Regions from separate parts of the Homo sapiens genome. Here regions 2 and 3 are each linked to region 1. Evidence: chromatin contacts called from ENCODE Hi-C or POLR2A ChIA-PET data. All regions are on one chromosome and are shown on one strand. The core of a region is the stretch at or near the end of the contact, and the rest is flanking DNA. Distances in the headings are between cores, read along the strand shown. Region 1 holds the start of KLC1 (kinesin light chain 1). Region 2 has its middle 7.4 kb from the start of LINC02280. Region 3 holds the start of INF2 (inverted formin 2).

What was found. A loop is a pair of places that touch in the nucleus more often than their neighbours do. ChIA-PET counts read pairs that join two places held with the same protein, here RNA polymerase II (POLR2A). Pooled maps may share reads with other maps.
Region 2: a pooled map shows a loop between it and region 1 (5-fold over the local background). The contact joins the enhancer-like site here to the promoter of KLC1 in region 1. A Hi-C loop is called at or near these places in 2 of 37 single-sample maps with no recorded cell type and 3 of 50 pooled maps.
Region 3: a pooled map shows a loop between it and region 1 (2.5-fold over the local background). The contact joins the promoter of INF2 here to the promoter of KLC1 in region 1. A Hi-C loop is called at or near these places in 1 of 37 single-sample maps with no recorded cell type and 2 of 50 pooled maps. POLR2A ChIA-PET finds 5 or more read pairs at or near these places in 1 of 52 experiments (BJ).

Annotation. Positions count from the first base shown.
Region 1 is chr14:103,626,782-103,631,260 of GRCh38, reverse strand. KLC1 (kinesin light chain 1) reads right to left here and starts at 2,050. Exons shown (of 17, transcript NM_001394837.1): 1 at 1,767-2,050. It overlaps LOC105370688 (a long non-coding RNA gene), which reads left to right and starts at 2,118. Exons shown (of 3, transcript XR_944248.2): 1 at 2,118-2,229; 2 at 3,336-3,522; 3 at 3,721-3,759. RefSeq lists silencers at 1,303-1,482, 1,523-1,572, 1,663-1,782, 1,833-2,192, 2,283-2,482 and an enhancer at 2,923-3,012.
Region 2 is chr14:104,655,873-104,660,424 of GRCh38, reverse strand. No RefSeq gene overlaps it. Among named protein-coding and RNA genes, the nearest start is that of LINC02280, 7.4 kb to the left of the region's middle. RefSeq lists enhancers at 1-557, 1,853-1,922, 1,973-2,102, 3,253-3,362, 3,579-4,079 and 2 more. Within about 2 kb of position 2,469, at least 7 of the 41 ENCODE cell types and tissues checked have a DNase peak (open chromatin) inside an H3K27ac peak, as active enhancers do.
Region 3 is chr14:104,687,411-104,692,396 of GRCh38, reverse strand. It overlaps INF2 (inverted formin 2), which reads right to left and starts at 2,779. Exons shown (of 23, transcript NM_022489.4): 1 at 2,658-2,779. RefSeq lists silencers at 2,266-2,315, 2,406-2,645, 2,666-2,755, 2,856-3,115 and enhancers at 2,808-3,797, 3,798-4,785.

The DNA.
Region 1 (4,479 bases), core at 801-3,300:
AAAATACAAAAAATTAACCGGGCGTGGTGGCGGGCGCCTGTGGTCCCAGCTACTCAGTAGGTTGAGGCAGGAGAATGGCGTGAACCCGGGAGGCGGAGCTTGCAGTGAGCCGAGATCGCGCCACTACACTCCAGCCCGGGCGACAGAGCGAGACTCCATCTCAAAAAAAAAAAAAATGTGTAAGTTTAAACGACTGCAGTTATTTGCTATGAAATACTGAAGATACTGTGTGCCTCTCCCCAGTGTCATTCCCTCCCCCCTTGCTGGAGATAAACGCTGTCCAGAGTCCTGTGCATGTCTGGATGCTTTTCTCTAAGACAATGCCAAGGCTGCAGTAGGGTTAGAGGTTACCACCTGGGTCCTCCACAGCACTCAGTGCCAGACAGGGCTGCCAGGCTCAACTGCAACATGATGCTGCATTCTTTGATGACTTGGAGAGACACTGGCTCTTTAGAGTGCCTACCCTCCCACACAGAATTCCATACAAGTTGAAATATACTTCATACTTAGTATCATTGTATTCCTACAAATATTTAGGAAACAGAGCAATAGGTCAAATTTCTCACCATAACAGGCTTGCTGACAATCCCTGAAAGAAGCAAGGCCATGTCTGTAATATAACTTCAGGAGGTTCTTCCAGTTTTCTAAAGTGTCTTTCACTAAACTAGTGCAATGTATTCCGAGCTGATTCTGATCAATGGCTTAGTCATGCCGTACCAAAAAAAAAGGCCTTGGGATTTAACTAATGCAAAGAATCAAAGCTCTAACTGCCCTTTTACAGAACACCTGAAATAGTATATCTCAAATTTTTTGTTCTCACATTTTTAAAAAACATCATTTTTGTAAGTATTCCTTTTCAAACGCTTAATATGTAAATTCTTAATTCATTTAAATAATAAAACAGTAACAGGCAGCAACAATTCTAATACAAATATACCTAGAAATGACCTACAAATGTTAAGTTATAAAACCATCCACTCCATCACGCATTAATTTCACTACTTTTACGCTTTATTTTAATTTTCTTAAGGAAAAGGGTACACCCAATTTTACATGGAAAAAGCATTCCAGGACGGAGGCTGCTTCAAGTTTAGTTGGAGCAACGCCAGCCTAGGTGAACAGGGTCGCCTGAAACGTTTCGCATCTGGTTACTGAAAATAAGGGGTCGCCAAGGAGGCAAAGCGGAGCCAGCTCTCGGGAGGGACCCGGCCCCCCGCCGCCCGCGAGAATGACAGGCGCGTCCGCTCAGGGCGGTGCCGGGAGAGGCGGGGGTGGAAGGAAGAGGAGGAATCGGACAAAGCCAGCCCCGCCGGGCCTCCGGCCTCCCCGCCCGCCGCGATCCCGGGGTCAGCCACCTCCCCTGTCGCGGGTTCCCGGGGTCCACAGCTGTCCCCGGGAACGGCCGCCGCCGCCCGCAGCAGGGCCAAGCCGGGGATGCGGGGCCAGGGCGGGGCCCTGGGCAGGGCCGGGGACCGGAACCTGCAGTGGGACGCGGATGGGGAGGACGCGCGGCGCCGGGAGCCGGGGCTGGCAAAAGGGCCGGGGACAAGAACCCGACCTGAACCTGGAAGGGGTCGCGGACCGGCCGGGGCGGTGAACTGGGGCGGGTACCGGGGTGGGAACGGAGAGGGGCCGGGACCCAAACCGGGAAGGAGGCCTGGATGGGGACAGAGTTACGGCCGGGGCGGGTCCGAAGAGGAGCGGGACAGGGACGGGGCGGAGGATGAGGAGGGGGCCGCGGTCCGGGGCGCACGCCGGGGACTCACCGCCTTGCTCCTGAGGGCCGCGCTCTCTCGCGCTGTCAGCACCTGGAGCGCCGCCGGGCGCGCGCGCGGAGCAGCGACTGTGCGCCGAGCCCGCCTCGGCTGTGTGAGGCACGGCGCAGCAGTCACCAGCTAGGGGCGCCGGAGCTACCGCCCCGCAGCATCCTCGGCCACCCACGCGCTGTCCCCTTGGCCGCCGAGCACAGCCCCGCGGCTCCTCGCACCAGCAGCCCAGCCGACCCAGCCAGTCCCGCTCGGCCGCCTGCGCCGCTCCCGCCGCCGAAAATGGCGTCTCAGTGTTGCTCCCCCCGGCGCCCCGCCTCGCCCCGCCCCACAATGCCGCGCGCCGGCATGACGTCATCGCCCCTCGCCCCGCCCGGGGCTGGGGAAACTGAGGCTGGGTGGCTCCCCGCAAGCGCTCGGCGAGCTGGGGACTGGAGGGGCGAGAAAGTTGTTTGGGTATCAGGTGGGCGGTCACAGGGAGGAGGGTGACGGTGCAGGACCCAGCGGGCCTCCCGGTTGTAACGCGGACGGGGGTGGGGCGCTCGGGGCAGGGCGCGGCTCGCGGGGTGGGCGGCCAGGCCCTGGCCTCTCCGACTCCGCAGCCGCGATGACCGAGCGCTTCGGCAGCTTCCCTTCCAGCCGGACTGTGGGCCCTACCAGAATGCGGCCGGGGACGGTGCAGGCCCGGCCGCAGCCGCCACCACTGGGCTCCCGCCCCACCCCACTCCCAGGCCCGCGAGCTTCATGCGCTCGTTTCGGTCCCCCCAAAACCCAGCTAGGAGGCCTTCGGGAGGCCCCGGAATCAGATGATCCCGGCCAGGCCTTTCTCCCTCCTCCAGGAAAACCGACAGCCTTTGGTCGAGACCCTGACCTCTAACCCTGCGCCCTCCCCTTCTCATTATTCCCTCTCCTCGGGGCTTTTGGACCCTCGTATCTGTACGAGGAAACTTTCCAGGCGCTCCCCCTCGACACAAACTGCGCCTCAGACGGGCAAAGGGGAAGGGCCGGGGTGTAGACTGTGAGGGTGGGAGACAACCCCCCTCTGTCCCCACGCAGCCACCGGCGCATCTCCCTGGCTGCAGGGCCTCGACCTCCAGCCCGGCCTGAAGGGCAGCGGAGCGCGCCTGGGTCAAGTCCTGCGGCTTCGCCGGCTCCGCAGGCCTGACTCAGCAGCCAGCCGGGAGGGCATGCTGATTCAATGGGCGAGGCTCCGCTCGCTGCTGCCAGCGGCTTGGGAAAAACCCTCCCAGTGCCTGCAGACGTCCCAAGTGCGGGGCCCGGAGGCATCATTTAACCTGGAGGGGTTCCTGGGCCAGTCCCCCAGCCCCATCTTGTGAACTGCTGTTCCTTTCCGATGTTATCACCCAGCACCAGCAGCCCTTTGTGAACCCTGCAGTTAGGCCCCGCAGTCACCAGAGAAGCAAGTGCTCCTCGGTTTTTCCAGGGAGGTCTGGTTACTTTTATCTCATTTATAAAGACAAAGGGGGAGCTCCTAGGTAACACGGTAGGGTTGGCCCGGGGAGAGGCACTGAGTCAGGGTCAAACAAACTTTCTCCATACCACTTTCAGGTTAGTGATTTCAGCCAGACTGCAGCTTGGATGTCACTAAGTTCAGCCACTGGGCTGGGCACCGCCAAGCATCGACTGCTCATTCTTTCTGTGCCGCTGCGCCCAGTAACTGTCCCCTCTGCTCACCCACAACCCTAGCCAGAAACCTGGGATGCCTGCACCGCTCCCTTACGCCCTACTACAACAGGTGGAAAAGATTCTACTTCCTCAATATTTCTTTGAGTTAGGGTATCTTTGTCACCCTGACTGGAGGGCAGTGGCAATCAGCTCACCGTAACCTCGAACTCCTGGGCTCAAGAGATCCTCTTGCCTCAGCCTCCCAAGTAGCTAGGGACTACAGGTGTGCACCACCACTCCCAGCTAATGTTTTTTAAATTTTTTGCAGAGAGGAGATCTTGCTATGTTGCCCAGACTGATCTCGAACTCCTGGCCACAAGTGATCCTCCCAGCTGGCCTCCCAAAGTGCTGAGATTACAGGTGTGAGCCACCATGCCCGGCCTCTCAGTATTTCTTGAATCCATCTCCACTGCCACCACTTTGTTCTGGCTTTATTACCTTGTTCTTTTATTTCCTCAATAAATATTTGTTGCTCTCCCATGATCCTCATAACAGCCAAGGATGCATAGGTGAACAAGATAGATAAGATCTCTGCTTTCTAAGAGTTTACATTCCAGTGAGGAGAAGTAGGCCATAAACACATAAGGAAATACCGGATCTTGCCGAGATGATGGAACAGGCAGAGATGGAACAAAGATGATGGAACAGGCAGAGTCTAGGTGGTCAGGGGTGAACTCAGAGGCAGGCGGGTGACCTGAGACCCAAATGAGAGGAGGGAGGCAGGCGTTCAAAGCCCCAGGAGAGGCCGGCGAGGTGGCTCACGCCTGTAATCCCAACACTTCAGGAGGCCGAGGCAGGTGGATTGCCTTCAGGAGTTCAAGACCAACCTGGGCAACACAGTGAAACCACATCTCTGCTAAAATACAACAAATTAGCCAGGCGTGGTGGCGCACGTCTGTAGTCCCAGCTACTCGGGAGGCTGAGGCAGGAGAATCGCTTGAACCTGGGAGGCAGAGGTTGCAGTGAGCCAAGATCACACCACTGCACTCAAGCCTGGGCAACAGAGCCACATTCTGTCTCAAAACAA
Region 2 (4,552 bases), core at 1,220-3,719, 1.0 Mb before region 1:
GCTTCCAGACAGAGAAGGAGAGTGGGTGGCGACGGCCATCGGGAGGGGCTCCAGACGGAGGACCGGGCAAGTGAGCGCCTGGTGGGCGGCCTGGGGCGGAGGCACCCAGGGAGCCCAAATCGGGGCACCTGGGAGGAGGAAGTTCCCAGAGGACTGCAGACCCTGCAGCTGTGCCTCCGAGGTCAGAACCGCCCACGCCCGCCAGGCAGGACGTGCGGCTCCTGGCCGCAGCTGTCAGGGAGGAAATTCACGTCTCAGCTGAGGTTTAAGAGGCATCTGACCCTCTGCTAAAAATACTCGGGCAGCGTGGGTCCGGTGGAGTTGGCTGTGGGGTGCGTCTGGGTGGGGGTCCCAGCGAGGCCAGAACAGGCGCCAGCGACCTGCAGAGCGGTGCAGTGCGGTGGGGCTTGTGGATGCCGGGCCTGCAGACCAGCTCCATGGGAGAAACTGGGGCGGGGTAGGGAAGGCGCGGTGAGTCGCCGGCCCGCGGAGCCCCCGTTTGTGCCCTCGCTGGCAAACTGTGAAGCCCGTGCAAGGCGGGAGAGGCCGTGGGCTGGCGGGAACCTGGGCGTCCTGGGCTGCCCAGAACGTGCTGCCTCAGTTTACCCAGCTTTACCATGCAGAGGCCAACCTCGCCCCTCCCTTTCTCACCAGTGGTCAGTAAGATTCGGGTGGTGTTGGACATCACCTGAACAGATGTGGAGGTGGAGGGGGGTTGAGGTGTAGGCAGGGGCTGTGGAGCACCCTGGGGGGGCAGGTGTTGGACACTGGGGTCCCGGAATCAGGCCCTGTGATCTCAGGGAGGCTCACCTGGCTTCTGGTTCCCAATCCCCTTCTGGGTGAGTGGACGTGCACCCCTCCCCCAGTGCAGAGGGCTTGTTGGGGTACTCTGCAGGTCTTTTCTCCCCACAGCAGGGGTGGAGTAGGAGAAGGGAAGCTTCGGAGGGAGGGGCTCTGGGCTGGGAAGGAGGGAGGGTCTGAGAAGCAGGGAGCCCTGGGACTGGTTGGGGCGGGTCACTCTGACACGGATCTCACTGTGGAGGGGGTGATGTTGCTGAGACCTGCATGGGTCCGGGCTTCCAGTGGCCCCACCAGAATCCAGGGCCACCAGGGTGGGGGGTGCTGGTGGTTTCTGAGTACCTTCCCACACTGCCCCCATGGCAGACCCCTCCCAGCAGATCCCAAACATTCCCCACTATGCAGGGGAAGGGTGAAGCCACATTCCCCACTACTCAGGGGAAGGGTGGAGCCCCCTTCCTCTGGGACCACCCGCCTGGAGTCACCTCCTCTGGGCCTGCATATCCCTCCCGGGGAGGGACAGAAAGGAAGGTGGCAGCTGGAGGGCTTCCAGAGACCACCGACCAGCACCGGGCAGACAGGAAGACTCTGGAAGTCAAGCTATGACTTTTTTTGAGACAGGGTCTCGCTTTGCCACCCAGGCTGGAGTGCGGTGGTGCGATCTCAGCTCACTGCAACCTCCATCTCCTGGGCTCAAGTGATTCTCCTGCCTCAGCCTCCCAAAGTGCTGGGATTATCTGCATGAGCCACCGCTCCCAGCCTAAAGGGGACATTTTCATTGTCAGTTTCTTAATTTCCACTTTAGAGGGCAGGAAACTAAATCAGCCAGTTTGGTCCAATGGCAGGGGTTTGGGCCCCTTCTGAGGGCAGCCTGCTCTTCAATTGTGGGGGCTGCCTCAGGGGGCCTTTGGTTTCGCATTGATGGGATGGCTGTACCACTCATCTTCCAAACCAGGACAGCTTTGAGAGAGAAACAGGTACCAGTGACGCCAGGACACCAGGGGTGGTGCAGCGCACCTGCAGAGCTGAGCCAGGCTCCGTCGTGGGCGGATGCGCCACCGGCAAAATGCATCTGTTTGTTGCTGCGTCACAAATGACCCTCAGACGTAAATCCCAGAGACCATGCATTTTGCTCCCAAATCTGCAATTTGGGCAGGGCTCAGCAGGACTGTCTCATCTCTGTCCACGTGGCATCAGCCGGGGTGCCCGAGTGGGGGCTGGAGGGCCACCTCTGTCATGGTTCACTCGGCATGGTGGCTGGAGCCCAAGTCAGCCTCCCAGGAGAACAAGATGGAGGTGCGTGGACTCCAGAGCTGTGAAAAGAAAATCCGTAATGGAGATGGTTATGTCAGGGCTATCTAAAAAGGAACTGGGAGGGCAAGAGGAGCTGGACCCCGTCCAACTCGCCAGATAGAATTGATCTGTTGACCTGGGCCGGATCGTGAACCAGCTGCATTTGATTTGAACCATTCACACCGGGCCTGATCACTGGTCTCCTGGAGACAGGCACACCTGACTAGATTGATCATCAGCCAGAGCTGTCCTAAGCTGTTAAGCCCCCACCGTCGGTCATGGACCATGCCAACAGCTTCCGGATGTGTAGACTCACAGCAAACCTTTGTAAGCCCCTGCCCGGCCTCCCCCGCACAGACACGTTTGAGCTCCTTGCTAGATCTGTGTCTCCTGAACCGCAGTTCCTGAGGCCCTCCTTCTCTTTTGTTTCCTGATCTACAGTGTTGGTCTATTTTTTGTCAGTTGACAGAACATAGCCTTGCAAGTCACCCAGTCCCTTTTTTTTTTTTGAGAGAGGGTCTTGCTCTGTTGCCCAGGTTGGAGTGCAGTGGTGCAATCATGGCTCACTACAGCCTTGACCTCCTAGGCTCAAGCGATCCTCCTGCTTCAGCCTTGTGAGTAGCTGGGACTACAGATGTGTGTCACCATGCCTGGCTAATTAAAACAATTTTTTTTTTTTTTGTAGAGAGGGGGGTCTCACTATGTTGCCCAGGCTGGTCTTGAACTCCTCCGCTCAAGTGACCGTCTTGCCTCGGCCTCCCAAAGTGCTGGGATTACAGGCGTGAGCAACTGTAATGCACCAAGCTAACCCAGCTCACTTCTGCTATCCTCTGTCAGCAGAGACCCAAAGGCCTGGCCAGGCTCAAGGGGAGGGGACACAGCCCCTGCCTCTTGACGAGGGAGAGGCAGGGTTAGGAGGGCTTGTGGGATAGGAGATGGCACGGTGGCCATTATGGGACCCAGGCAGCCTCAGGAGGCGTGGGGGATGGCACTGCTCTCACAGGGAACATCTGAGCCCTGCGGGGGCAGGTGCATCTCAGCAGTGCGGGTGTGCACCCGGAGAGATGCTTCTCTGCTCACATGGGTTTGTGCCCGTGCCCTGTCTGCACAGTTTTCTGCAGGCTCTGAAGGAGCAGCCATGCACATGCTTTCTGCTTCCTCTTTCTTGACAGCGCTTGCCTGTGGGTGCCAGGACCCCACATGCTTTTGGTTCCCCTCTGGATGAGTGAGCCCAAGTTACCGTAACAGAAGACCTCAGCCTGGGCAGCTTAGACGATAGACCTTTATTTTCTCACAGCTCTGGAGCCTGGAAGTCCAAGATCAAGGTGCCACCAGTGTCAGAGCTGGTTTCTCATGAAACCTTCTCCCGGCCTTGCTGCGCCCACCTCTGGTGTCTCCTCCTCTTCTTGGAAGGCCACAGCCCTGTTGGATTAGGGCCCACCCTTATGACTTCGTAAAGGTCGTAGTTACCTTCTAAAGACCCTATTTCCAAATCAGTCACATTGGGGGTTGCGGCTTGACATAAGGATTTGGGGGGGCCACACTTCAGTCCATAGCACCCTCCTACCTCCCTGGCTGCCCCACCTCTGCCTCTGTCATCCCCTCCTCTCCCCGAGGAGAGGCCTCCTCTCCGGAGGGGCCGTGCCCCATCTCATCTATGAAGACTGCCCCCCGCCCCCGCTCCCGCGCTGTCTGTGCACCGTCAGCCTCCCACCGCCCTCCACGTCCTCAGAAACACACACTTGATGAGGCTGAAAGAACCGTGACTCTCTCGCCCGCCCCCACCATCTGCTTTTGCCTCCCGTGGGACACCCCACCACTTTGTCAAGCCCCGAGCCAGCCTCTCTCCGTGTTCTTCCCTCCCCTCACTGCCTCCACACCGAGGAGCTAGGCACTGCTTCCTAAGTCTCCCTTCCTGCATTGCTCACCACCTCCCCTGCCGCCACCATGTCCAGGGGCCAAAATTGTTCTGTCTGTTCTCCCTCCCTCCGCTGGGGCCTGAGGGCAGTCTGCTCCCATGGGAGCCGGCGGGATGCTGGCAAGTCACAGATGCAATCCTGTCCATGGCTCCCGCCTCCCTGCAGGTTACAAACATGCCTCCCTTTTCCTGCTGTTGGAATGAAGCTCAGAACCACGGCCCTGAGGCCCCATCCTGTCTGGTCCTGCTGCCTTCAGCCACGTCTCAGACCCCTTTCTGCGCCCGTCTGCCTCCAGCCGCACTGACATCAGTGCCAGGCATGCGCCTCTTCCCTCCTTCCCCAGGGCCTTTGCACGTGTAGCTCCCGCTGCCTGAGCACTCTTCCATGGCTCTGGCTCAGTCTGACATTCTATTTTTTCCTTGGAGAGTTAAGTGGAAGTTATATGCTCTATTTCTATTTTAAAATAGTCACTCTTAGAATTTTAACAAGTATATTTAGAATTCAAAGATAGCCAGTGTTTCCATCCTCCTCCTGATCACGCC
Region 3 (4,986 bases), core at 1,530-4,029, 1.1 Mb before region 1:
CCGTGCTGAGCGGGGCTGGGCTCCAGGCTCTGGGCACAAGGGCAGATGCACACAGTAGGGGCTTTATCAGCACCTCCTGGCAGAATGGATGGCACTGAGTGTAAAATGGCACCGACTGTCCCGCGCCTCACCTGTGAAATGAACGCTCCTGCAGGACCCACGTCGCACTGGGAGGGATGAGGGTGGGAGACCGTGCGGAGGGACCCCGCAGGCTGGCTCATTCCTTTCCTCCTCACCCACTCACCCAGCACACAGACCCTGCCCAGGCTGGCGTGAATGGTGAGTGGACAGACCCGGCCTGAGGCTGGCCCTCGGGGACTGACATGAGCCCTCAGAGGGGCGACCCTAAGCAACCCCTGTGGTTCCTTATTTAATTACAGCTTAGAAAGGGCTGTGAGAGAGGACGGCCCCTCAGGAGAGGACAGGCACCACCGGTCTGCCCTGCTCTCCTGGCCTGGTGGTTGCCAGGGTATACCGGCACTGGGCTGGGGGGCAGCTGTGTGAGCAGACCTCACCCCAGCTCAGGACCCAGGCTGTCTGGGTGCTCAGAGGCAGACCAGGCAGGACTCTCCCTCCTAGGGTGAGGCTGGCAGGAGTGGAAGCCTCTCTAACAGGGGGCCAGGTGGTTGGACCCTGCTCACCCCTCCAGCGACGGGGAGCCCGTGCCCCTGCCCTCTCTCCTTCCCACCGTTGGTAGAACTTAGTCTTTGACTTTAGGTGTCCACTAGGCCTGGGTCTGCTGTGGCCCCTGGGGACCACCCTCCAGAGACTGGCTCCTATGTGGCCTCCACCTCCCGGCCTTCCCGTCCACCATCCTGAAAACAGAGGTGGGTGTGCCTTCTCCAATGTAATGTGTCCACTGGGCCATGAACCACACACCTATCAGACACCTGCTGTTTGCAAGATGGAGGTAGGGGAGGGGCTGGCAGCAGGGAGTCAGGTCTCATTCCTGACTACAGGGAAATTTGACCTCCAGGCACCAGCAAAAAGCCAGGGGCTTGAGCTTACTTCACTGTCCCCGTCCAGAGCTGGGCCAGCTGCGTCCTGCCCCACACCCACAGGCAGCACCGCATCACTTTCCAGTCACCACCCACCCCTCCCGCAGCCTGCATGAACCGCATAACTTTTCCAACCCAGGAAGTAACTGCACTTTGATGGAAGGCGCAGAGTCTATTTCAGGTAGGAGCTTCCACGTCCCCACATGTGCGGTGTGTGTCATTCGCTTGACAGCCGTCAGCTCCTCCACAAAGTGGGCGCTCACCTGAAGGTTAACTCAGGAGCCCTGGCTGTGGAGGCTACAGTCGCACCTGGCCACTTGGTCCGTCCCCACTAGCGACATCCCCTTTGCCGGGCTGCAGGGCCCATGACAGTCCAGGGATGGGAGGGCAGGGCCTGGGCAGGGCCCACTGCACCAACCTGGCTTTTAGAACAGAAAATTGCTGCTGCCCTGGTAGGGGTGGGAGCAGTGTGAGGTCTCAGACCCCAGGCCTGGAACCCAATGCTACTATTTGCTGCACTGGGGGCTGAGCACCGACACCCCAAAAGCCCCTGGCTGGGTGGCACCCTCGGGGTCTGAGGCACTGCTCTGGGACCCCACCTTCCCAGTGCAGGGCGGCAGGGAGCAGGTCCCAGCCTGAGCTGCTGTCCCACCCTTCAGAGTGCAGATGTGGAAACTGAGGCCGGAAGAGGGCGAGTATCCTGCTCCATTCCAGTGCCAGACGGAGGGGCAGGGCTGGCAGTAAGGGAATTTCCTACGTCCAGCGCCTTCTGGGTGTGCCTGACCTCTGGCCCGGTTCCTGGGTTCCTGGTTCCCTGCCTGGGCAGGGTCTCTGCCTCTCTGCCTCCTGGTGTGTCCAGCTGGAGTGGGCAGTAATGCTGTGGTCACAGCTGAGCTGCGGGAGCCCTGGGTGGGGAGCTTGAGCCCCAGAAGGCCCAGACAGACAGACCACCCCCCACGCCTGTGCTCCCCAGGGGGCATTGGGGACGGTCAGGGACACAGCTGGTCACCCCGCCTTCCCCTCCTTAGTCATGGTCACTCCTGGGGCGACTCCCCAGTTAGAGGGTTGACGGGTGGGTCTGGGGGCGTACAGGGATTGGATCCTACCCCACCCAAAAGGAACAGAGAGCTGTGATGGAGGCTGATTCCCCTAAGCCTGCCAGCGGTTGCGGGGTGGGAAGGGCTCCCTGTGCGCCCACCTGCGCGTGGGCAGCTGGAAGCCAAGCAGTCAGGGTGGGGCCGCAGGCCGGCGCGCACCTCGGGGTGCCACCCGGGCGGCGGACCCGAAGTTGAAGTTTATTTTCCCAACTGTGGCTGATTCATGGTCAGGATGTGGCAGCCGCGAGGCGCGGAAATCCCGCCTGCCCTGGGAGTAGGCCCGGCCGACCCTGGGCCCACCACTCTGCGGCCAGTGCGCGCTCGGGCGGTGCCTCGGCGCGGAGGACCATAGTCCCGAGCGGGGCGCGCGGAGCCGGGGGGGCCAGGGGCGCCCTGGGGTCCCCGCCCGGGAACTGTACCCTGCGCCGCCGGACCGCCCGCCGCCACCTGGGCACACACGCCGCAGCCCGGAACCTCGCTCCTGGACCCAAGCACGCCCCTGCCTCCTCCCGGACTCAGTTTCCCCTGAAGCTCCAAGCGGACCCCGAGGCCAAGGACTTACCCGGTGAGGCAACGGCCAGAGGGCGGTGGTGCGGCCGGCGCTCCGTCCGGGGCCGGGTCAGGGGCTGCGGGCAGCCGGCGCCCACTGCCGCGCTCCGCAAGGCTCGGACGGTGGCTCCTGGCGGGCGCGGGGCGGGCGGGGCGGGCGGGAGGAAGAGGAGGTGCCGCCCCGCCCGTCAGCGGCCACGTGGGGAGCGAGCGCGGGCCGGGGGCGGGGCCTGGGGGGGGAGGTGGGTGGCTGGGGGTGGCCCCGCCCACTGTGGCCGGTCCCTGAGGGCGCTTTAAGGGGTCTCCCCACTCCCGTGAATAACCTGGCCGCCCCCTCGCGGTCCCTGCTGGCCTGGCTCCTGGTGGGCGGAGATGGGGGTGGGACGCGCAGATCGGGGCCGTCTCCCGCCTCAGCCCCCACTGTCCGCCCCGTCCCTGCCCTCCACCGCCTCCCGTCCACCTACACCCCTATCCTCCGGTGGGACTGGCCTCCCAGGCGCCGCTCACCTCTCTCTGCCCCGGCCCGGGACTCCCGTTCCAGCCAGCCGGATCCGGAGTCCCCGCGTTCGGGGATCCCTCAGCAGAGATGGCTCTTCCCAGGCTTTGGGGAGAGAGAGCCTACCCATCAACCAGGCCACCCATGTGGCCTCCTCTCCGCAGCCCTGCCTGACCCCCTTCCACCCTTGATGGGGTCTCGGCGGTCTTGGGCAGCCGCACTTCGCCGGTTGGTGGAGACAGCTGCATGAGGGCCGCGGAGGTGTCGCAATGGGGTGGGTTTTCTCTGCCACCCCTCTGCTGTCCGGCCTCATCTGTCTCCTAGATTGAGGGGGGCACCCATCCCCCCACCGCCGACATTGACCAGCATGGGGCGTGCCCATAGTCGGCTCTGAAAGCCAGCCTGGTTGGATGAGAGCCAGACCCCAGCTCTGGAAGTCCCTTCTGACGTCTGACCCTCAGTCAGAGCTGCAGGAAGCAGCGCACCAGGCCTGGGGTTTGGGGGCCACTGGCAGCTAGAGGGAGGGCAGAGGAAGGCAGGCCTGGGGGAGCCCCCGTGTGACATGTGACAGAGCAGACACAACCCCTGCCCTGAGAACCGGCGCCAGCACTCCCTGTGCGGCCTCAGGCTCGGATATGACTCTGTGGAGCCTCAGTTTCCCCATCTGTAAAATAGAATAAGTACCCGTAAGGGCTGTATGAGGGTCAAGAACATGCGGATAAAGTGTCTCCACTCGGAGTCCTGACATCTCTCTCCGGAGGGCCTGCTGTGTGGGCCGTGGCGGCCAGGGCTCAGGGTGAGGGCGAGGGGAGAGAAAAGGGCTCCTGAATGGCTTCCCAGCCCCGATGCAGCTTCTGCTTTGAGGCCAGCTGCGTGTCCTTTGGCTTTGGTGTGCCTCCGCTCCGGTGGGGATAAGCGCCGAATTGCAGGCTGCGTCTGTCTGCTCCCTGTGCGGACCTTGCCCTGCCCAGCAGCCCCAGCCCCGGAAGTTTGCTGGCTCAGCCCCAGTGCAGGAGCAGCTGCAGGCCACAGCCCCGGGTGTGCCTGAGGAGCCAGCCAAGGCAGGCGCTCACTGGACACCCTCCAACCTGGGCGGCCGCTGCTCCTAGACAGGCACTCTGCAATTCTTGGAATGCACCTGGAAGGCCGGCCTCCGGCCCTCCACACCGGGCTCCAGGGCCCCTTCCAGAGCAGAAGGCCTTCCTGCCCTCCCTCAAGCTGGGCTTTGGGTCTCCTGGTGCACTCCTGGACCCGAACATTGGTGCCTGCCCTGGTACCACCCCACCCTGGAGGGCACGGGCGGGGCTGACTCATCTGCGTTGGGAGCTGATGCCTGGCAGCGGTGCTGGGCAGTGGGTGTGTTTGTTGATCCAGTGAATGGAGGAATGTGAGGAGGTTGGTGGGGAGTGAGCTTTGACCTGCAGCCCCCTCCCCTGTCCACCTGCCTGGGGGAAAGTCAGAGTCCTGAGCCTTACTCAGAGGCTGGAGTAGGAGGTCAGGTGTGGGCGAGGGGTCCACCTTTCCTGCCCTGATGGGGGAGGGAGGCCCAGCGCCCCCAGGGCCGCTCCTGCCTGGGGCTGTCTCCCTTGCACCCAGTCGTGCTTCCGAGCTGCACACCTGGTCCAGAGAGGCCAGCACAGGCCGGAGCAGGGTGAAGAAGGTGGGGTGAATGTGATTTAGTTGGAGAGAGGTTGGAGAAGTCCCTGGGGTCGGCAGGGAGTGCAGAGGAGGGCTTTGGGCCCTGATTAAGAGTGTGTGTCTGTGTGTGTGTGTGTGTATGTGTGTGTGTGTGTGTGGAGTGGAGGCCGAGGTCAGAGGTCTGGGAGGGTGGAAATGTGGACACTGA